Regions from separate parts of the Mus musculus genome. Here all the other regions are linked to region 1. Evidence: chromatin loops called from intact Hi-C (ENCODE). Cell type or tissue: left cerebral cortex. All regions are shown on one strand.

What was found. Peaks named below come from ENCODE experiments on the same cell type or tissue, not always from the same donor. Only the 100,000 strongest peaks of a DNase experiment are listed, where the experiment ranks them.
Region 2: it touches region 1 in a loop (1.9-fold over the local background); 6 of 42 quality-filtered maps call a loop at or near these places.
Region 3: a loop joins it to region 1, with 2.2 times the contacts of the local background. A loop is called at or near these places in 7 of 42 quality-filtered maps.

The regions. Positions count from the first base shown.
Region 1 is chr14:20,190,044-20,198,043 of GRCm38, reverse strand. No RefSeq gene overlaps it. Among named protein-coding and RNA genes, the nearest start is that of Kcnk5, 12 kb to the right of the region's middle. In left cerebral cortex, no CTCF peak of the experiment used is centred here; a DNase peak (open chromatin) is centred at 4,684.
Region 2 is chr14:20,130,116-20,138,115 of GRCm38, reverse strand. Gm41104 (a long non-coding RNA gene) reads right to left here. Exons shown (of 3, transcript XR_874391.2): 2 at 7,586-7,702; 3 at 6,952-7,080. It overlaps Gm52125 (a long non-coding RNA gene), which reads right to left and starts at 313. Exons shown (of 3, transcript XR_003951161.1): 1 at 1-313. In left cerebral cortex, no CTCF peak of the experiment used is centred here; no DNase peak of the experiment used is centred here.
Region 3 is chr14:20,115,321-20,123,320 of GRCm38, reverse strand. No RefSeq gene overlaps it. Among named protein-coding and RNA genes, the nearest start is that of Gm41104, 11 kb to the left of the region's middle. In left cerebral cortex, no CTCF peak of the experiment used is centred here; a DNase peak (open chromatin) is centred at 3,062.

The DNA of each region.
Region 1 (8,000 bases):
GTTCCCCTGTACTGGGGCATATAAAGTTTGCATTACCAAGGGGCCTCTCTTCCCAGTGATGGCCGACTAGGCCATCTTCTGCGACATATGCAGCTAGAGTCACAAGCTCTGGAGGTACTGGTTAGTTCATAATGTTGTTGCACCTATAGGGTTGCAGACGCCTTCAGCTCCCTGGGTGCTTTCTCTAGCTTCTCCTTTGGGAGCCCTGTGTTTCATCCAATAGATGACTGTGAGCATCCACTTCTGTATTTGCCAGGCACTGGCATAGCCTCATATAAGACAGCTATAACAGGGTCCCTTCAGCAAAATCTTTCTGGCATTGTGCAATAGTGTCTGGATTTGGTGGCTGATTATGGGATGGATCCCCGGGTTGGGTAGTCTCTGGATAGTCCATCCTTTCATCTTAGCTCCAAACTTTGTCTCTGTAACTCCTTTCGTGGGTATTTTGTTCCCTATTCTAAGGAGGAATGGAGTATCTACCCATTGGTCTTCCCTCTTCTTGATTTTCTTGTGTTTTGCAAATTGTATCTTGAGTGTTCTAAGTTTCTGGGCTAATATCCACTTATCAGTGAGTGCATATCTAATGACTTCTTTTGTGATTGGGTTACCTTACTAAGGATGATATCCTCCATAGACATCCATTTGTCCAAGAATTTCATAAATCCATTGTTTTTAATAGCTGAGTAGTACTCCATTGTGTAAATGTACCACATTTTCTGTATCCATTCTTCTGTTCTGGACATCTGGGTTCTTTCCAGCTTCTGGCTATTATAAATAAGGCTGCTAGTACATAGTGGAGTAGGTGTTCTTACTACCAGTTGGAACTTCTTCTGGGTATATGCCCAGGAGAGGTATTGCTGGATCTTCTGGTGGCATTATGTCCAATCTTCTGAGGAACCTCCAGACTGACTTCCAGAGTGGTTGTACAAGTTTGCAATCCCACCAGCAGTGGAGGAGTGAAGAACACACTTTTTATACCTTTGTAAGGGGCAGATTTGAGCAACAGGGTTTTCATTGGTGTAGCAAGTAACCCTTTCAGGCACTGGTTGGTTTGTATAGTGACTAAGTAACCCTTTGGCCTAGTGACTCACTCTGCTTGCCCCCCGTGGTGGGTTATTATGATTTGGCCAGCAAAGCAGTAATACATTTTGAACTTATGGATCAGCTATTAATGTCACAGGTATTAACGTCAGGGGAATTCTCACAACAAGGTCAGGGTGGTTTGTGGTCTTTGTCAGAATTCAGTGTGGGGTGGGGGGCAAGAGAATTGCTAGTCTTGTTATGATTATTTCTCTGAGAACAGCTAATATTGTTTTGGTAGCTGCAGGCTTAATCATTTTGACTGCTAAAACTATGTTTTTACATTTGTTTCGTCAGTCAGCTTTCTTATCTGGCTCTGTACTTTGCCTGCTAGTGCAGTTTGGAAAGTCCTTTTCAAAGGGGGAAGGTATTGGGTGGTCTTGAATTCATTTTGGATATTACATTCCCCCCTTTTCCCCTGGTACATTTCAATCCTGAAATGATATCTCACTTTGTTACAGCTACTGATATTGTTGTCTGAGCATCAAAACTTGTACTATATACATAAGCAATTAAGGATACATGGGCCAAAGGTTAAGAGCAAAAACAGGATAAAAGGGGGTAGTAAACAGGACTAAGCAGGGACCCTCCCAGCAAGGCTTGAGGGTCTGAGCATGATGCAGGTCCACGTAGATCAGATCTCCGACCTGGAAGTGGTGAGATGTCCTTGGGGTGCCCGGCTCATTTGCTGTAGCCAGTTGTGAGCAGACTTCTTTCTGCACCACCTGCAAGCCTTTTAACTTAGCACACAGATCATTATTACAACAACATATGGGTTCAAACACATCATTTGAAGACAGTGATGGGCATGGAAGCCCCATAAAGGATCTCAAAAAGAGTAAGACTGAATCAAGAGGAAGTATTTCTGGTTTTAAATAGGGCAAGGGGGAGGAGCACCATTCAGTCTGCGCCAGTCTCCATGGTTAATTTTGTCAAGGTCTCTTTTAGGGTTCTGTTTATCCTTTCTACCTGTTCTGAGCTCTGAGGTCTGTATACACAATGTAATTTTCATTCGACCTCCAAATACTTGGCCACACCCTAACTTACCTGGGCAACAAAGGCAGGGCCATTATCTGACAGACACTATTGCTTCTGGCACACTAAACCTTGGAAAATTTTCTTCAATAATCTTCTTGATGACCATCTGAGCAGTCTCATTTTTACAGGGAAAAGCTTTTATCCTTCTTGAGAATGTTCACAAAAACCAGAAGGTATTCATACACATATTTTTCTCAGTAAAGTCTATTTCCCAGTAGATGTCAGGTCTGTCTTCCCGGTACCTTTTTCCTGGATTCACCATGGTGTGGCAGACATTGACTCTTTGGCAGGGTACACACTTGTGCACCACCTGCTCCACGAGGCGTTTTAAACCTGGTACATGATACGTAGTCTTGGAGAATGTCTGGATGCTGAGCTTGCTTACCCCTAAATGAGTCCACTGGTGCGTCTGTTTGATCATAGCCTCTGCTTGTCTTTATGGCAGGATTTTCTTTCCTTGGAGGTATACCACAGTCTCTTATTTTTGACTGTGGGACTTGAATCTTTGGAAATGAGGGCTAAGTCCTCTGCTACGTAGGCAAACTCGGGCTCCATTGCCAGGAGCACCAGCATTGCAGGGCCATGTCTGTAACTGCTTGTGCTTCTCAGTCTGTCATGTTGTTGCCCCTTGTTATCACGGTATCTCTCTTCTGGTGACTAGGACAGTGGATGATGTTTACCTTAGCAGGGTCCTCCCGACGTCAGTAGACTCCTCTGTTGATATATGGCCTTATGGACGTGGGAGACGTTGTGAGATAGAGACTGATCTTAGAAGGGTGGGGGTGGTAATCACTCATTAACTTCAGCAGCTATGTCCAGAGCCCACCATACTTAAAGAGCCCATGAAAATGTTCACTATTTTCAAGCGCAGAAGAACCATTAGTTAGAAGAAAATGTTTCAATGCCTAAGTTTCCAGTGTAGATCTTGTTACTGAGCCAGACTCCTTTTCATCCCCACCCTGCAGTGAGCTGACCCCTAAAGCCAGCAATGTGGGGAAAGAGAGTTTATATACTATTCATAGAGGACCAAGCATAAGGAGGGGAGCCCCAGACTCAATTTTGTCATCCCAGGATAGGGGTCCAGAAGTGCCTAGGTACCTAGGGAATGAAAAACAAAGGTTAGAAGCATGCTCTGGAATGAGGGAGGGGAGGTACCCTCTGCCTGCACTTGCCCCAAAAGACTTGCTGGTTTCCCACTAAACCCTAGTTAGACAAAGACAGTTTTAGACCTGTGGGTAGGGTTGGGCCCCATGATATCAAAAGCACATCTGTTGGTTTCTTACAGAAGTGTTGGTTCACTTGAAGGCATTGGTGACTTCCACAGGATTGAGCCATAGAAGATTATTTCCAATCCATTCCCACTCCACTCCCACCCCAACCCCCAACCCCACAAGGAAAAAACTACCAAGAACACCTAGGTGGTTGGGCCTCAGAGATCCTGTCTATGGTACAGCAGGCCTGGCTCCGCTCAGCCTTCCTCAACTTCAGCAATGTGGTCATTGGTCTCGATACTCTGGAGGCCAGACATCACCCTCAGGGGTCATTTTTCAGGTGCCTTGTTTTTTAGACAAGGTCTTTCGCTGGCCTGCGGCTTGCCAGTTGAGCTAAGCTGGCTGGTCATTGAGCCTCAGGGGAGTCACCTGTCTCTGCATCCTCAGGACTGAGATTACAAACCTACGTCACCATGTCTGCCTGGATTTTTTTATGTGGGTTTTGGGGATTAAACTAACATCCTAATGCTTGCATGGCACTTTACCGGCTGAACCAGTACCCGAGTCCAGACCTAACTAGAAAGACAGAATAGCTAAAGTGTCTGAAGAGGGTGAAGTTAATTTCATTATGGGGACATTCATGCTATCATGTTTTAAGAAGCATCCTTAATGTAGACGGGACTTGCTTAGGCAAAAATGTATGGGGCCTATCAAAAGTGCTCTCTCTCTCTCTCTCTCTCTCTCTCTCTCTCTCTCTCTCTCTCTCTCTGTGTGTGTGTGTGTGTGTGTGTGGTGTGCCAGGTGGTAGAGATGGCTTAGGGGGTAAAGGCACTTGCCACACAAGCCTGATGACCTGAGTTTGACCCCTAGGACCTACGTAAGGGAGGAAGGAGAGAACAAAGTCTATGAAGCTATCTTCTAACCTCTGCACATCACACACACACACACACACACACACACACACACACACACACACACACACACACACACACACACAAGTAAAATAAAATCAAGGGCTTGGGAGATGCCCGCCGGTCTTCCTGTTCATCCATGCAGAACTTGCTGACCTCACAGTGGCCTTGGTGGCCCCAGGCCCTTTGCTGTGATCCTCAAGGCTGATCATTTTCTCCTACAGTAGGGGGCCTCCTTGTAAATCCTGGCAATGGAAGCCACCTCCGCTCAAAGGCTTTCACGTGTCCCAGGACTCCAGGGCCAAAGTCCTGAGTATGCCAAGTTCTGTTTATTGCCTGGCTTCTTCATGGATGTTGGCAGAGGAGGCAGAAATTCCAGGAATATCAATTCCTCCTTCCTCTTGGCACCCCTTCATCCTCCTCCTCTTCCACCCCCTCCTCAAACAGTTCTCAGGCCTTTGCCCATTGGAGAACAAGTGGCCAATTGTCTCTGGGATCATAGCATCTCTAGGGAAAGGCTGCACTAGGGCCAGATGAAACTGCCACAGGCTTTGAATGTGGGATTCAATGAGGCTTGCTGGGTAAAGCCAGGGGACCAGCAGGGCAGGGAAGATAGGCTGAGGAGGAAGAGACAGATGTTAGCAGAGGGTTCTCCAGAGGGGGAGAGGCATGTGGCCATTGTCACTGAACTCCAGAAGGCAACAGGTTCTACACCACAGCAGGAAGGAATGGGGCATAGAAAACAAGGCCCCAAATCACAAAACTGTAATCTTCCCAGGAGTCTCTCATTCCTCTGGTGTCCTTCATCTTGCTAATGAACTGTTGTCACCCATTCCAAAGGACTGTCACTCCCTGGGTGAAAACCCAAAAAGCTACAGTGACCTCCTCCAGGCAGAATATTTAAACTTGGTTTTCCTTCCCATCCAGCAGTATTGGTGAAGCCTACAGATTTCTGCCTCGTATCATGTTTTTAAAGATGTAAAACAAAACACACCAGTGTTATAAAGACAACCAGACGTCGCTATAAATAAATGTCCAGGCTGGACCTAGGGATGTAGCTCAGTTGGTAGGTAGAGTGCTTGCCTTGTATACAGGAAGCACTGGGCTGGGTCCTCAGCGCTGCATAAACAGGGTGTGCCTGTTGGTGCATCCCTGTAATCTCAGCACTCTAGTGGGGACTGCAGAATTGGAGGTTCAACATTATCCTCAGCAGCACAGTGAGCTGAGGCCAGTCTGGGACACACAAAACCCTGTCTCAGAATGTATTTTATAGTTAATGGTTAAGTTGGTAAAGCACCCGTCTAGCACATGAAAGGCTCAGAATAAATCATTAGTCCTAACAAAAGAAAATATTATTTTATATACTGTAATCCTTTTTTAAAAGACTTTTATGTGTATGACTGTGTGTGTATATGTATTTATGTGCACCACATGTCTGATGCCCTGGAGCTGGAGTTACACGCTGTTGGAAGCTGCCTTATGTGTGTATACCAGAAACCTAACTAAGGTCGTCTACAAGAGCCGCCGGTGTTCTTAACCACTAAGCCATCTCTCCAGACCCATTGTTTCTGGTTTCTGAGACAGGGTGTTGGTCACAAGTGGGCTAGCCTGGAGAATGCTATGCAGCAACAGAGACCAGGGAAAATGGGCCTCAGACAAAGTGTAATGTGAAAACCAATTCTCAAAAGTTGTCCTCTCTTCGTTGTGGTGGTGCTCACCTTTAATCCTAGCACCAGAGAGACAGAGGCAAGTGGATCTTTGTGAGTTCCAGGCCAGCCTGGTCTACATGTGAGGTCTTATCTCAATAAAAATTAATTAAAAAAAAGTTATCTCTCTGACTTCCACTCTTGCACCACACATATACAAAACAAATAAAAAATTTGAAATATCTGAGGCACTGTAAACAGTTGCTCCCAAAGAGCGTTTGGCCTATGAAGCATTTTCTAGTTCTCACTGATGGCTGCTAGCAAAGAGACTGAGTCGACAGGGGCCGGTAAGAACAGGCCATCTTCAAAAGAGATGCTTCAAGTTACCCCAGAAGCTGCTCACAACAGGGCTGGAATCCTAGAGACAGGTTCCTAAGAGTCGCCTTCTTACCTGGCACTGAGTTGGGGAGGGGCCGGGTCAATGGGTTTAGGGAAACTGGACCCTTTTTGGAGTAGAGAGACCACAGGAGAAGGCAGTAGCGGCTGTGGATACTGGCCTGAATGCTTAGCCTAAGAAGAGCCCAGGGCTTGGGGCTCAGCACAGATAACCTTGAGCAAGCTATTTCCTCCCTCTAAACTTCAGTTTCCCTTATCAGCTAACACTCCCTCCTGGTGTCACCATCATCATTAAATGAAATAATATTTGTAATGAGTAAATGTTTTGCCTGACTGATCTTGTGTCTTATTTAATAAATATCTAGAGTGAACCTTATAAAACACCTCATTGTAGCCGGAGGGGTGGTTCCATGGTTAAAAATTCTCCTGAAGAGAACTGGAGTTTGGTACCCAGCACTCAAGACAGGAAGCTCACAACCACCCTAAACTCTAGCTGCAAGGAGTCTGATGTCCTCTTCAGGTCTCCGAGGACACCCACACTTATGTGGCATGCATTACAAACATATACACACAAATGAAAAATAGAACAAGTCTAAATAAATAAAATACCTTATGACAGGGACAGACAAATGTGTGTTCATTTAAATTTACCCTTTTTTCTGTTTTCCCTTTCTTCCATCCTGGAGACAGCACATTCCACCCTCCTCCCTGCCAAAGGCCTCTATAGAATCTTCCAATCAGAATCAATCTTGCAAGGAGTCAAAGGGGACAAAAAGAATAGGAATCTTGTGGACTTTAGAAATTGTGTAATATTCTAATGTGTGTGCTCACAGGTACATCCTCCACCCTACAAGTGGCCATAGAGTCATAAAGTACTCATGAAAACAGAGCTCAGACAAAAAACTTATCATGGCTTACTTATTATTGTAAACTTATCATGGCTTACTTATTATTGTAAACTTATCATATCTTACTTATTATTGTAAACTTATCATATCTTACTTATTATTGTAAAATTATTATATCTTACTTATTATTGTAACCTCTTTTAGGTTTGAAAAGAGGTCTTAGGCGGAAGGCAACGTTTGATGCAAAGAAATGACTCTTAAATGTTGGGATTCAGGACTTGATGGCCTCTGGGGAGAAAGGCTTTGGGATGTCTTTGTTATGCTACAGGAGTAGCTTCAGTTTGGGGTGGGGGTGGGTGGGCTTATAACTGAGCAGCCTTTTCTTATCTGTGGAAATTGTAAGTGAAATTCTGATATTTTTTCTTCAAGGGAAAGACTGTAAAGGACTGGGAGATGGCTTAGTGCATAAAGCTAATGCTGTGTTGGGTTGAGGATCAGGGTTCAAATCCCTAGACCTCCCATAAAAGCTAGTGGGCTTACAGAGAGGCAGAGACGGGATCCTTGTGGTAATCTGGCTGGCAGGACTAGGCCAATTGCCAACCTTTGGGTTTAGTGAGAGGCCTTGCCTTGATAATCAAATCGAAGACAACCGATGTCAGTCTCTGACCTCCACACCCACATGCTCATGAGTATACACCAACATACTTGTGAGCATACTTATACATAGGCATGCAGACCACACACACACACACACACACATTAAAGGGGGTAGGTGGACCCTTTGAAATGACAGTGAAGACCTATTGTAAATATTCAAACACAAATACTTCTGGAGAGGTGCTTGGCTCTTGCTTAGCCTGTAATAGTTTG
Region 2 (8,000 bases), 60 kb after region 1:
CAATGGAAGTCCATGGTGCTGGTCCTCCCAGCAGCCTCTAGGTTCTGCTGCCTCCAGAAGCCAGCCTTCCAGCCCTGGCCTGAGATAGCTCCCTACTCTCCCTCAGTATCATTGCACTCTCTGCCGCCACTGTTAACTGGTCACCTGCTGTGCGCTAGGTTAGGTGTAGGCACTTCTGGTGCAGCTAGGTGTGGGACTGACAAATGGCCCTGCATCCAGGGAGCAAAAATGGTGTCTGTCCTAGTGTAGGTGGGTGATGGGTATTGATACCCCCCAAGATTTCTTTTCTAATTTTAAATTATGTGTATGTGGGTATGCACATATGTGTGCAGGTACTTGAGAAGGCCAGAAGAGAGTATCACGTCTCTTGGAGCTGGAGTTACAGGTGACTTTGAGCTGCCTGATGTGTGTGCTGGGAACGCCACAAGAGCAGTATATGCCCTTAACTGCTGAGCCTTCTCTAGCTCCTGGGACTTCAAAACAAAAACGAAACAAAACAAGAAATATTATTTTATTAATTCTTTGGGAATCCCATGCATGCATTTAACAATTTTGATTATATTTCCCCCCTCTTCCTACCCCTAATTCTTCCCAGATCTATTCCACACCCCCACCTCCTCTCCCAACTTCATAGCCTCATTTTTTAAAAACAACCCATTAAGTCCAATTTGTACAAATGGGGGGAGGGGAGCATTGGAGCAAGACAGACCTACCGGGGCCACACCTTTAAAGAAAACGGACTCTGCCTCCTTTTTAGTGACCACTTGTCAACAGCTCCTTAGTTTGGGCTGGGGGCTGGTGAGCCCATCCCCACCCGTGCTGGAAGGTTGGCTGGATTGATCTTGTGCTGTGGTTGAGTTCATGAGTGTGCTGGCCCTGTAGTGTTCATCCAAAAGATGTCGCTTGCCCCGTTCTCCCTGACCTCCAGCTCGTACAGTCTTTCTGCCCCCTCTTCCGTGATGTTCCCTGAGCCTTGGGGGAGGGGTTATGCTATAGCTGTCTCCTTTGTGGCTGAGCACTACAGAGCACTTTTTCTCTGCACTGTGGGGCTGTGATTTTTTGCATTAACCAGCATGCACTGTGTTAAAAAGCCTTAAGCTCTCTTTTATCTATGCCTTTTAATCCTAACGTGTTATTAACTTCATCTTACAAATGAAGAAGCAGAAGAGAGCAATTTTCCCCAAGTTCAAACAGCTATGAGGTGGCAGAAAACACCTGCTCAGACTTGTGTTCCTGTCCCTCACACTGCCCTCTGGCAGTTATGAATCTGATAGGGAAGACACCCCAAAGTCTGTTGGAGGTGGCGGAGGCTCTGACCTTCAAAGAGTCTGTAATCTGAGGGGGAGGGAGACCAGATATGGAGAAACCAACACGTATACTCTATCCCAGCTGCCTCTCTACCACCACCTCCTCCTCCTCCTCCTCCTCCTCCTCCTCCTTCTTCTTCTTCTTCTTTTTTTTTTTTTTTTTTTTTTTTTTTTGGTTTTTCAAGACAGGGTTTCTCTGTATAGCCCTGGCTGTCCTGGAACTCACTTTGTAGACCAGGCTGGCCTTGAACTCAGAAATCCACCTGCCTCTGCCTCCCAAGTGCTGGGATTAAAGGCGTGTGCCACCTCTCTACCTTCTTGTGAGACCCCAGAAGAATCACCATTGTTCAGGAGGACTAAACAAACAAACAAACAAACATAAGCCTGCTTGGGTGTCACCTCATCCTAGAATGGGCTTGGCAGGGGCAGGGTTGCTTGGGAAGTTTCTGAAGCCAAGGCTACCATGTGGGAAGACAGTGGGCAAGTTAGGCAGATTGCTCTGGGAGAGGTCTCCAGCAAAGACAACCTCTCTTTGGGGCGCGGGGTGGGGGTGGGGGCACCTGAAGTTTGGTCTCAGCTCTGCCCATCTGCTCTCCATGTTTGAATAACAAGTTCCTGCTTCAAACAGACAAACAAACAAACAAACAAACTAACTAACCCACTTATTTGGTGAGGGGGTGGGGACCACTCTGTCCTTGCCAAAGTCAGAAGACAACCTAGGGGACACAGACATCCTTTGTCATGTGTGTTTTGGGGATCAAACACAGGGAATCAGGATTGAGAGCAAGTGCCTTTACCTGCTGAGCTGTCTTGCTGGCCCCAGGTGCTAGTCTATGAGTCTCCACAGTGTTCCTGCTATCTAGGATCCACTCCATCACGTGCCTTTACTTTCCCAGGGGCCACCTGCTATCACCTTTCCATAGCCACCAGCCAGCCCTCTCCGAGTCTAGGCTGGGTACCTTTCCCTGTGTGGCACCGTCCCCCTCAGGAAACCACCTCTGTTCAAACTGCTGTGACCTGTTCAAGTTCCCTGTCTCCCACTCTTATGCCCTCTTCCCGGCAGAGAAGCACTCGCTGGTGGTACTGAAGACTGGGTTAGTCATGTGTGTATTCCCACCAGGGCTTAAATACATGTGGATGGTCTCTGCTTTCTGATATTTGAAAACTGCAGGGTGAATGCCCCCCCCCCCCACGCCCCGGATCCCATACTTCTCATTGGCAGTTCTGTCCCTCTGTTCCTGAAGCAGAGGCCAGACCAGGATCAAATCTTGTTCCACGAGGGCGAGTTCCAACAAAGCCAGGTGGATGAACTTGAGGGACCTTGTGGCAGACTGAGGTGGCCTGATGAGTCACCTCATCTTATGCCAAGTCATCTGAGTCTAGAGGGCAGGGCCAGGACACAGCATACCTGATTTCTCCCACCTGAGAGCATTGTTACTGCAAACCTCTTTTATACATCTCCGCATCTTTACCTCTCTGTGTTTCCAGATGATTCGAAACAGAGTTCCCATGGCCCCCAAATTCTTCCTTTCCGGCCATCTTTTCAGGCTGGAGTATCTCTTCCGTCGTTAGCCCCACACAACTGTACTGGTCTCTTGGTTTACAAAGCCCTTTCACACCCTTTGCTATGTGGAGATTGCTCAACAAATTGAAGCAAACAGGTGTAGTGTTTTATAGCCCAACTGAAGGGCTTTTTACAAGTTAGGAAATCTGGTACTTTGGTTTGGGGCCTAGAAGAGCAAGGCCTCGGGCAAGGTCAGAAGTAGCAGACATGGAGGTGGGGGGTGATGATGGAGAAAAGAGAAGGGGCAGCAGAGATTTACTTCTAAAACATTATTTTAAGTTTCTAGTGCTCTCTCTCTCTCTCCCCCCTCCCTCTCTTTCCCTCTCTCTCCTTCTTCCTCCCTCTCTCTCCCCTCTCTCTGTATATGTGTGTGTGAGAGAGGGGGCAGAGTGAGCGATCGAGGGAGCGAGCAAATGTGTATGTGTGTACCACATGTGTGTGGATGGCTGAAGCCAGAAGACATTGTCAGAGCCCCTGGAGCTGGAGTTGCAGGCGATTGTGAACTACCCAACGTGGTGCTAGAAACAGAATTCAGGACTCCCCCCCCCCCCCCCCCCCGCCTGCCCCAAGAGCTCTTAACTGTCAAGCCATCTTCCCAGCCTGGAGTTGTACTTTTGATCCAGTCATGCTGGGTGAAGCCAGAGCTCCATCCTGCTAGGGCACTTGTGTGAAGCCATAGTCAGACATTGCCCACAGGCAGGTTTCTCTGAAGGACAGTGCCTACTTCCAGTGCTTGAGAAGGGCCCCAGGGAAACTGTCCCTTACCTTCCTCACACACGATGGGTGGAACACCCTGTACCGGCCAGATGCCTCAGATAAGCATCGCCCCCCCTGCTGACTTGTTAGCAATGAGAACTGGCTACGTCCATCAACAAAAGAAGCCCCCTTAAATGTGGCTAATTTTTATGTGTTTGCTTGTTTCGCAGTTCTGGGGAGAGGAGGTCTAAAACTGAACAGCCCACCTAGCTATTTTGGTCTATAAACAGAGAGGTGATTTCTGTTCCTTTGGACATATAATAGGAAGACCTGATGCTTCTGTCCTCTGGGGGAAGATCGCAATCTAAGAAATCCAAGTACCTTGAGACCCAAGCAATAAAGAAGCCCAACTCCAATCATGTGACCACATGGACAAATTAGACAACATCTTAAACACCCCAGCCCTAGGCAACATTTCAAAGTACATAGCCAGCCATCCTATAAATTGCAGACTTATGAGGAAATAAATGACAGCTGTTGTAGTGAGTGTGTGTTGCTACAACAACAATCTGTTTGTTTTGCTACACAAAATGCCTGAGATGGAGTACTTTATAAAGAAAAGAGGCTTGCTCACCTCAGTGATGGGGATCTCAGGGCATAGTAATGGAATGGGCTTCTTCTGGTGAGGGCTTCAAGGTGGATAGCATCACATGAGAAGGAGGTGGAGAGAGAGAGAGGGAGAGGGGGAGAGGGAGAGAGGGAGAGAGAGAGAGGGAGAGAGAGAGAGAGAGAGAGAGAGAGAGAGAGAGAGAGCACACCAAGGGAAAATGAGAGCAAGCCAAGAAAGCTGAACTTAATTTTTTTTTTTTTTTGAAATAAGGTTGGTCTTGAACCACCATTGAGCCAAGGGTCACCCTGACCTACCTATTCTCCTGCCTCTACCTTTTGCCCATATGCTTGCTACCTTGCAGTTTAAAGGATGCCTGCATTGAACCCAGGGCTTTATGCATTTTAGCCAAGGACTCAACCAATTGAGCTATATCCTCAGACCCTGAATTTGATTTTTTTTTAAAAGATTTATTTATTTATTATATGTAAGTACACTGTAGCTGTCTTCAGACACTCCAGAAGAGGGTGTCAGATCTCATTACGGATGTTTGTGAGCCACCATGTGATTGCTGGGATTTGAACTCAGGACCTTTGGAAGAGCAGTCAGTGCTCTTACCCACTGAGCCATCTCTCCAGCCCCTGAATTTGATTTTTTGTTTTGTTTTGTTTTGTTTTTTTGAGACAGGGTTTCTCTGTATAGCCCTGGCTGACCTGGAACTAACTCTGTAGACCAGGATGGCCTGGAACTCAGAAATCCACCTGCCTCTGCCTCCCAAGTGCTGGGACTGAATTTGATTTTTTAACAGTCTGCCATTGGGATAACCACTACACACTCACAAAACAGGCTTGAATTCCTTCCCAGGATGGTGCTCTCAAAGGCCCAATAACCTTTACTAGACTCTACTGTTATAGGATATTTGAATCTGTTTATAGTTAGGGTGTGGTTCAGCCTTTAGTATGCATCTTTAATCCCAAACAATGAAGGTAAAATTAGTTTGTAAAAGGAAACACCCATATTTGAAAGTGATGTCTAATCGAGTGGCAGACAAAGTGATGAATCAGAGAAAGATTTGACAGACTAGGATATGCCCAACTCTCAAGAGAAGAGAGAGGAAAGGGAAACTACTTCAGGAGAGACAGGCAGCACACTAAGAAGAGAATATAGTACAAGAACACAGTAGTATATGTGGAGACATTTCAGTAGAGTTCAGAAGGAGAGCAGAGCAGCACAGAGAGGGAGAAAGAGGCAGTTTTACCAGGAGAATTTTACAGAGACAGGTTGAAGAGAGAACAAGGTAGACATAGGTAGAGACAGAATGAGCAAAAGAATGGGAAGGAACCAGAAAGTTAGAAAGATTGCTAGAGTTAGTTTGAGGTCAAGCAGAACAATTCAGAGGTCAAGAGAAAAGCCAGACTGGATAAGTCGGGGGGGGGGGGGGGAGGAGTTTGAGTAAGGTCAACTGAGTTGAACCAGCCAGTCAGAGGAGAAAAAAAAAAAAAGAAGGGTTAGCTTATTCAGCAGTAAGTCTCAGAGACTGAAAACATTCTAGGCCTAGATTAGATTATACAGAGACTAGAAGCTTCCAAGACTAGGCCTAGGTTAGCAGACTGAGGCAGTAAGCCTCCAAAGCAACAATTACAACAGGTGAATAAAATATACCTTTACACTCCCTCTTAACGATTCTATCACCTTCAACATAATTACACTAGGGACCAAGCCACCAGCTCAGGAGTCTTTGGTAGATAACCTGTATGATGGTCTGAGACATTTGCTGTGCTTATCCCAAGCAAATGGCTGTCTGCTGGGCTATGGAGAAGGTTCTGAGGTACAGAGACAGCCCAGCACCTACCACAACTACACTAAAATGTGAAGCAGTGAGGCATGGGGCTGGAGAGATTGTTCAGTGTTTCAGAGCACTTGCTTTTACAGAGAACCCAGGCTTTGTTCCCAGCATCCACATGGTGGCTCAGAATTACCTGTAATTCTAGTTCCAGGGGATCTGATTTCCTCTCCTGGCCTTCAAGGGCTCCTTCAAACACATGCTACATATAAACTCATGTAGCACACATAAATACACACACATTCTAAAACTTGTAAAGTGAACCACCTTTTGGGTATACTTGAGCCAAAAAGCACCGGCTACCCCAACTCGAAAACTCTGTCCTTAGATGCAACAAAGCTGAGACCAGATATTATTCTTGTCCAATGTCTTTTCCTCGGATGTTGAAGATCCATCTGTTTCCAGTTCTCCAGACCTCTGTGCTCTCTGTTAAATGTGTTAGGAGGTCTGGAGTCTGTGATTATCTAGGCAGGTGATGTTAATAGCCATTTCTGCTTATGTAAAGATGCCTCACTGTCTTACGGATTGTCTTAGTCAGTGTTCTATTGCTGTGAGGAGACACCACAACCAGGGTAACACTTATAAAGGAAAGCATTTAATTGGGGCTTGCTTACAGTTTCAGAGGTTTAGTCCACTATCATCATGGCAGGGAGCTTGGTAGCACTTAGGCAGACATGGTGCTGGAAAAGTAGCTGAGAATTTTATATCCAGATCTGCGGGCAGCAGGAAGAGAGAGACAGTGAATGGGACCTGGCTGAGGCTTTAGAAACCTAAAAGCTGCCCCCCCCCACACCAGTGACACACTTCCTCTAACAAGGTCACACCTCCCAATCCTTCTAAGTAGTGCCTCTCCCTATGATTAAACATTCAAATTATAAGCCTATGGGAGGCCATTCTTATTCAACCCCCAACATGAATGTTACCTTGCTGGCACGAGTGAAGATATCTCAAAGAAATACTTGCCAGGCATCTGACTATTGAAACAACAGTCCTCAAGAAATTGGAACTTTACGTTGGAAGAAGGAACAGGTTGGCACCATACAAACAGAAGGAAACTTGTCTTCTGGAAAGAGATTTACAACTGAGCTGAGCCTTGGTTGTTAGGGCTGCTGAGGCCTAGGCTCTGTCTCCAACAATTGTGGTAGCAACTCCATCCAGTCACTATTGTTTATGAACACCATCTCACTTAAGCACCCACCATACTGTATGAGGCTGCTGTTATTATCCTCAACTAAGAACTGAGGCTCAAAGTCACACAGCTCCAGAGAGGCAGAGAGCCCAGGTTCTCATCTGAGAACTCCAAGCTTGTGTTATTTGACTTTACATGGCGGGCACAACTCACCTGCTCCAAAGCAAGGGTGCACTGAGACAGTGATCTTCCCACAAGTCACAGCCACACTCCATAGAGTGTGTAAAGCCAGTGAGTTGGAACCAGCATCCCAGCCCAGCTTAGCAGTGATGACAACTCAAGACTCACAGGGTGGGGGTGGGGGTGGGGGTGGGGGACTCGTGCAGATAGCTCAGTTGCCGTCCAAGCAGGGACCTTAGTTCACTTCCCCAGTACTCACATAAAAAGCCTGACTCAGCAATGTGCATCTGTCATCCCAGTACTGGGCAGGCAGAGACAGGACTTGATTCTCAGCAAGTCCAGACAAATCCATGAGCTCCTAGTTCAGTAAGAGACCCTGTCTCAAAATATAAAGTGGTTTCAGACTGGAAAATTGGCTCTGTGGATAAGGCACATACTGATCATCCAGAGGATACAAGTTCACTTCCCAGCACCCAGTTAGTGGTTCTGCATTGCCTTCTAACTCCAGCTCTAGGGGGATCTGACACTATAGGAGTAAAACACACACACACACACACACACACACCCCAAAATCACACTAGGGGTTTTCTGGGCTCTGGCTTAGAAAGGTCCTGATGAAGAAGCAATGGAGGAAGGATCAGAAATACCCAAGCCCTGGGAACCCCTGGCTGAAG
Region 3 (8,000 bases), 75 kb after region 1:
CAGTACTTCATTGTGTAAATGTACCACATTTTCTATATCTATTCCTCTGTTGAGGAACATTTGGGTTGTTTCTAGCTTCTGGCTATTATAAATATGGCTGCTATGAACATAGTGGAGCATGTGTCCTTATTACACATTGGAGCATCTTCTGGGCATATGTCCTGGAGTGGTATAGCTGGATCCTCAGGTAGTACTTTGTCCGATTTCCTGAGGAACCACCAAACTGATTTCCAGAAGTGTTATACCAGCTTGCAATCCCACCAGCAATGGAGGAGTGTTCCTCTTTCTCTACATCCTCACCAGCATCTGCGGTCACCTGAGTTTTTGATTTTAGCCATTCTGACTGGTGTAAGGTAGAATCTCAGGGTCGTTTTTTGATTTGCATTTCCCTGACGACTAAGGATGTTGAACATTTCTTTAGGTGCTTCTCAGCCATTCGAGTTTCCTCAGTTGAGAATTTTCTGTTTAGCTCTGTTCCCTATTTTTTATAGGGTTATTTGGTTCTCTGAAGTCTAACTTCTTGAGTTCTTTGAATATATTGGATATTAGCCCTCTATCAGACTTAGGATTGGTAAAGATCTTTTTCCAATCTGTTGGCTGCCATTTTGTCCTATTGACAGTGTCCTTTGCCTTACCGAAGCTTTGCAGTTTTATGAGGTCGCATTTGTCGATTCTTGATCTTAGAGCATAAATCTGTTCTGTTCAGGAAATTTCCCCTGTGCCCATGTGTTTGAAGCTTTTCCCCACTTTCTCTTCTATTAGATTCATTGTGTCTGGTTTTATGTGGAGTTCCTTGATTCACTTGGACTTGAGCTTTGTATAGGGAGATAAGAATGCATTGATGTGCATTCTTCTACATTTCGACCACCAGTTGAACCAGCACTACTTGTTGAAAATGCTATCTTTTTTTCCACTGGATGGTTTTAGTTCCTTTTGTCAAAGTCGTATTATGTTTTGATGGAAGTTGAGTTTGGGACTTCTTGCATTCTAGGCAAAAGTGCTACCAATCAGCCACACCCTGGTCCTTAGTTAAAAAATTCTGGGGGGCTGGAGAGATGGCTCATCGGTTAAGAGCACTGATTGCTCTTCCAGATGTCCTGAGTTCAATTTCCAGCAACCACATGATGGTTCACAACCATCTGTAATGGGATCCAATGCCCTCTTCTGGTGTGTCTGAAGACAGCAACAGTATAATCACATAAATGAAATAAATAAATCTTTAAAAAAAATTCTGGGGAGCTGGAGAGATGGCTCTGTAGTTAAGAGCACTTGTAGCTCAGCCAGATTAAATCCCCAGCTCCCATATGGCAGTTCACAGTTTCAGGGGATCCAACACCCTCTTGCAGATATATGCACCAATAGGCAAAACACCAATGCACATTAAAAAAAAATTAGTTGCTGTATGAGATAAATGGAAACAGATTAAATTAACCGTAAAGGACTGGGGAGACCAGTCTGACCTCAAAATCACAGAGTGTTCCAATGCATCCAGGTGTAAGTACACCCTGAAAGTCCCCCTGCACCTCCCCCCCAAATCCTTCAGTTTGCAGATCCTAACACTAAGGACACCCTACTACATAACGATACGATTGTTGCCACACCTGTAAAAATTCATAACTAATATCTTTAACACCCTTCCTCTATTCAACATCCCCTAGCGGTGTCTGCAGGATCTTACCTGGCCTCATTTGGTTGGGCAGGTACCTTGGTCTTTATTAAATCTATTGTAACCTTGCTATTGTTTCTTTGCTTTATCTATTAATCACACAGAAATAAAGTTTAACATTTCTTCTGAAGTTTTATTTTATGTGTATAGGTGTTTTGCTTGCATATATCCACTTGTGTGCCCAGTGCCTTCAGAGGCCAGAAGAGGGCACTGGATGCCCTAGAACTGGAGTTAATAGGTGGTTGTGTGTGCCATGTGAGTGTTGGGAACTGAACCTGGGTTCTCTTCAAGAGAAATAAGTGCTCTTCACTGCTGAGCCATCTCTCTAGCCCCTAATAAAATATTGCTTTTAGCGAAAAAGGGAGAGAGAGGGGGTACACTTTTAGGTTGGGGAAGTAGCTCAATGTAGAGGGATACCCTAGCTTGTGCAACGCTTTGGGCTCTATCCCCAGCACCTCATTAAAAACAGAAAATTAAAAACATGTTTCTCTGAGGTGTGCATCACAGCTATGAAATTCTACACCCCCTACAATTTCAATTTTGCCTGGTGGGCGTGGCTTGTGGTCTCGAAGGGTCTCAGGAGAAAACAGCCACTTCCTCTTCAGTAACAGCTGGCCTCTGTAGCAGGCAGGAAGCTTGGAGAGATGTTGTGGAGGCCCCACACTCATTCCTTTCTACCCAGCAAAGTGCCGCACCAGGAGAGTTGGGAGAAGCCCGGGATGGGGGTGGGGTGGGGTGGGACCTGGCATGCTAATGTCTATTTTAGGACTGACTCTTTCAAAGCTACTGTTGTTACTTAGCTGCTAAAGGAGTGGGCATTCCAGAGTCTTGATTTTGTCCCCAACACTAGAATTCTGAGATGGCCTCTGTTGCCCAGGCTAGCCAGTGCTAGCTCATCGATTCTCCCAATGGCTGTACAATCATCGGGGGCTGAGTACATGATACTGTGTCCCCGGACCCCAGGTATGGATTCCCGTGAGTCCCTCCCGTGATGATATCTGCTGCCTTGGGGCTAGAGTAGGCACTACTGTCATGTGGTAGGAAGAGGGCCCAGAACAGTCCCTTATAAGAGAGAGTCCCCAGCCCCAAGTGTCAATAGCGAGCAGATTGAGAAATGTTGCTCTCCTGTAACCCCTGGTTCACCCACATCCCTAATCCTCAGAGATAACCAGAGTGGAGAACAGAGGCTCCGAATGGAACCACTGCGTGCAGCCTCGGGTAGCAACCCAGACAGTGGGCGGACCACAGCCTCCGCAATCGGCGGCTGTTGGTTTTGGCCTTTGCAAGATCAGACTATCCGGTGGGAAAGAGTTCCCAAGCCACTTCAGCTACTGCTGTTAACTGTTCACCTGACTGGCCTTGGTTCAGGGAATGAGTACACAGCCGGCCCTCCACCCACCTTACACTTGCCTCTCCCACTGTGAGGGAACAGAGGAGCCGCAGAAGGAGAGAACTCCAACAGTGTGAGTGGGAACACGCTTCAGTCCTTAGCCAGGAAGCTTCCGGAACTCAGTATGGAGCGCAGGAGAGAAAGCCAGTGCCAGGCTTGTCTTCCATCACTGCAACCCTGTATTACCAAGACCTCTACAGGCCGAGTCCACTTCCTGAGGTCAGCAGGACTAGGGTAGACAGGAGCGCCTGGCTCTGATGAAGTTGGTGAAGGAAGCCAGAGCAGCCCAAGGCCAAGGAAGGGACTATGGAGAGACCCGGCTCCAACTCTACTTTCAGACCTTGAGTCACCCCATGTGGCAGAAACTACCTTTTGCTCCCCAAGTAGCCAAGATTCCCCCCTTTTGCTTCAGTACTGGGGGTGGAAGGCAAGGCGTTACACATGCTAAGCCAGCACTCTACCATTGAGCTATGTGTACCCAACCCCTCAAGCTCCTTTTCTTAGATAATAATAATAATAATAATAATAATAATTGAATTTTAAGTTACATTTCCCAGGCTCTCTTGCAGCTAGGTATGACCACATGAGGCCATTTTGGCCAATGGGATAGGAATGGTAGTGACATGTACACCTTATGGATTATGTCTTTAGAGAGAAAGGGTACAAGTGTGATGGCAAGAGCTTGGACTGTAGGAAACAGAAGCTTTGTGTTATGACATCAGCACAAATTAGAAGGTCCCTGGCTCCTCCACTGAGTTGTCTTGCAACCACCCAACAGCTCAGACTTTCACATGAGAGTTAAATGAGGTGCTCTCCTCCTAAACCTCTATGTACCAGTACGTACCAGTTGCTTTTCCTGTTACTATGACAAATGCCTGAAAAAAGTCACCTAAGGATAGAAGAGAATTATTTTGGCTTGTGGTTTGAAGGAGAATCATCTATCATGGCTGGAAGGCATGTGGAACTGATCACAGCATCCATGGTGAGAGAGCAGAGAGATGAATGTGAGTACCCAGCTCACTCTCTCCTTTTTATTTAGTCTGGGAGCCTAGGCAGGAGGATGGTCCTGCCCATGTTCAGGGCTGTCTCATTTACACCTCTCTGAGAATGTTCACAGTCCACCAAGATGTGAGGAGATGAGAAGCCCTATTCTACACTCCCGCCATCACAGAGCCTTCTGCCACCATGTCTTCCCCTCCATGATAGACTGTATTCCCACAAACCATAAGCCAAAATAAGACCCTTCCTCCTTTCTTGTCAGGTATTTGTTTACAGCAATGAGAAAAGCAACTAATGCATCCACTAAACCAAACTTTCCAGTGGCCAGCAAGGGCCTCGGATTGTCTTTATCTAGAACATTCTATCCACAACCTTTCTGAGCTTGGTCCCTAGCTGGGGCTCCAGAGCCTGGCCCTTAGTTTAGGGAAACGGTGTTTTGTTCCTTCAGCCTCCCAGGACACTATCTGAGACCCAGGTCTCACCTGTCCAACTGACATTCCACACCACACCCTGGCAACTGAATCCAGGGCACCTCTCCCCAGGACCACTCTTCCTCCCCAGGCTAGCTCTCCATCTGGTGACAGTGGCAGCTAGAACACTTTTGGATCAGAGCCATGTTTTAAGTAAGTGCTTTTCCAGGTTAATTAACTTTAAAATATAAAATCTCAGTCTCTCTATTATAAAATATTATATATATCACATATATATTGTATAATATATAATATATAAGGAGAGACTGAGACTTTGCATTTACCATATACAGTATATTATTTACTATATATAAATGTATATTTAATACACATACAAAGATTATATCAGAAATGTCTGCTCCCAGACTACAGAAAAATGAATGTAGGCTTTAGGCTTTTGTACAGCAGAGTCCTTCTGGTTGTATGGTGCTGTGTGTGTGTGTGAGTGTGTGTGTGTGTGTATGTGTGTGATCATAGGTCCTTGATGTGGATGTCAACGTAGGCCCTTGTGTCTCCTGAGAATTCTTCAGTGCTCTGAGTGGTCATCTAGCTCTAGAAGGAGAAGGAGGAGGAGGAAGAGGAGGAGGAGGAAGAGGGGGAGAAGGAGGAGGAAGAGGGGGAGGAGGAGGAGGAGGAGGAGGAGGAGGGGGAGAAGGAGAAAAAGAAGAAGAAGGAGGAGGAGAAGGAGGAGGAGGAGGAGGAGGAAGAGGGGGAGAAGGAGGAGGAGGAGGAGGAGCAGGAGGAGGAGGAGGAGCAGGAGGAGGAGGGGGAGGAGGAGGAGGAGGGGGAGGAGGAGGAGGAGAAGGAGCAGGAGGAGGAGGAGGAGGAGCAGGAGGAGGAGGAGGAGGAGGAGGAGAAGGAGAAGGAGCAGGAGGAGCAGGAGGAGCAGGAGGAGAAGGAGAAGGAGGAGCAGGAGGAGGAAGAGGGGGAGAAGGAGAAGGAGAAGGAGGAGGAGGAGGAGGAGGAGGAGGAGGAGGAGGAGGAGGAGGAGAAGGAGAAGGAGAAGGAGAAGGAGAAGGAGAAGGAGAAGGAGAAGGAGAAGGAGAAGGAGAAGGAGAAGGAGAAGGTAGCAGAAACCTCATCCCTCTCTCTTCCTTTCTCCCAGGTCTCCCTCACTGAATAAGCACCTGGCTGGCCCCTCAGATGTGTAGAGTAGCCCCAGGGCTCACACACTTCCTCTTGTTCCCTCAGGCTTAGGACTGGCCAGACCTGCACAGGAAGTCTGGCCTAACCGTAATCCAGGCATGGGAAAAGCCAAGGCAAGAGGCTCCCAGCCAATGGACAGGCCAGAGCTACCTGCGCCACAGTTACAGTATGACTCTTAATCACTTGGCCCCACGTCCGTGGCTGGTGAGAACAATGCAAGCAGGTCTCCCAAGCAAAGCCAGACCCACACCATTGACTTCCCAGGAAGGTGGGGTGGCTCTACTATCATCAGCACCCAGTTCTCTTCTTTGACAGGCTCGCCTGCAACAGAGTGGAGAACTGTGGCCCAGAAGTCCTCATGGCACAAGCTAAGCTGGCCAGTCAGGGCAAGGCAGCTCTGCAAGCACAAGATAACTGTCACTTACTGGGGACAAGTGCTCCTGCCACTCTGAACTTCTATGGTTACACGTGTTTGGTTCCCTGGACTGCAGGGAAGAAGTTGGCACCCTGGAGTTGTCTCTTTCCTTCACGTCTCACTGCATAGGGTAAATTCCAGAACACAGCCTCTGATTTCTATGGTTACCAACAGTTGGTGTCCCTTTTCCTGAGACAGGAAGTGACTAGGTTCATGCAAGTTTAAATGTTTAAAAGTTTAAAAGTTTGAAATGGGATCGGAACCACATTTGGGGTCCCCTCATGCTCATAGTCTCTCTCTCTCTCTCTCTCTCTCTCTCTCTCTCTCTCTCTCTCTATATATATATATATATATATATGTATGTATATGTATATATGCATATATATGTATATGTGTGTATATATATAATTTAACTTTATTTTACATGCATGATTTTGCCTGCTTTCACATTGTATGACAGTGTCAGATCCCCTGGAGCCAGAGTTGTGAGCTGCCATGTTGTTGCTGGGAACTGAACCCCTGTACTCTGGAAGAGCAGCCAGTGCTCTTAACCATTGAGCCATCTCTCCAGCCTCCATGCTCAGGCTCTTGACCTCCCCTGCACAGAGGGCCAGCCAAGGGCGATTTGCAAATTCCTGAATGACACCTAGCTCTCCCTGCTCCCTGCTTCTCAGTCTAGCCTCCCTGTGGGTGGTTAGACATCCGGCTGGTCAGCTCTGGTTCTCCTAAGTCACCGTCACGGGTCCCTCCAGTGTCTGCAGCCTACACGCATGCTCCCTTCTAGCCTTGTTTTCCTTAGCAGCCAGGCCAAGAATCAGAGCCTGTGAGTCCGGGAGGAAATGACTGCAAGGCGGAGCTTGCACGCCATCCCTCTTTCTGCAGACCAGACTATAGACCAGAACCAGTTCCTGAGGGTTGCCAGCTCCCAGAGGCAGAGAGGGTGCACTTCAGTTCAAAGCCCCTGAGTTCAATTAAGGACTGGAGCCTCACCCTCAGCAATATGAGTTCAAGGCTTTACCGACTCTGATTTACTGCCAAGTCAGGCTCTCCAGAGTTCTTGGAACTGGGAGTCTGCGCCCTTTGGCACTAATTAAGACTAAGATATTAGTGCATCATCGACACATAGATGCTTTTCTTTTAGCCAGGCCTGGTGACATCCACCAGTGATCCCAGCACCTGGGAAGCCCGGACAGGAGGGTTTGAAGGTCCAAGATCAACACCCTGTTTCAAAATGGAAAATGAAGAAAAGGGATCTGGGGAGGCAGCTTGGTGTGTGTGAGGTCTGACTTGTAATCCCTAGGAAGGGAAAGGACGGAAAAACAAAAGAGAGACTTTTGGGTGTGGATGTGTAGATGTTTCCATTTCTGTCAGTGCATATGCTTGGGAGGACAAGACAGACAGACAGACTGAGACAGAAAGGCAGAGGGCAAGGTTAAGGACACAGCAGGGCACCCTGCAGAGACCCACAGAAATAAGACATCTATCTTCTTTGCCCCAAACTGTCTGCCCTGCCCTTTGAACAGAGGTCCCCAATGACGGGTCATGTCTCCCACAGACTGGGGCTCTCTAAGGATCTGCCCCTCCTGGGAATGAGGCCTATTTAAGCCGTAGCACTCAGAGTACATCCCTTCCACGGGTGTGTGATGAGCCCTCTTTCCCATGTTTTCTGCAGCATCCCTGCCAATGCCTGGGGAATAGTCCCGATGTTTTGCCCTGAAGTGTAAAGTTGAGCCCAGGGATAAACTTGAATTCTGCGAGTCCTCAGGGAGCAGCCCATTCTTTCCCAGTTATCTTTCCCTTTAGGGATGTAAGGGACAATCTCAGGAACTGCTCACTCTGCTTGGTTTTGGAGCCAGGAGGGCACCAACTAGGCTAGGCCATCTTTACCTTCCCAGTGTTGGGATTACAAGCCTG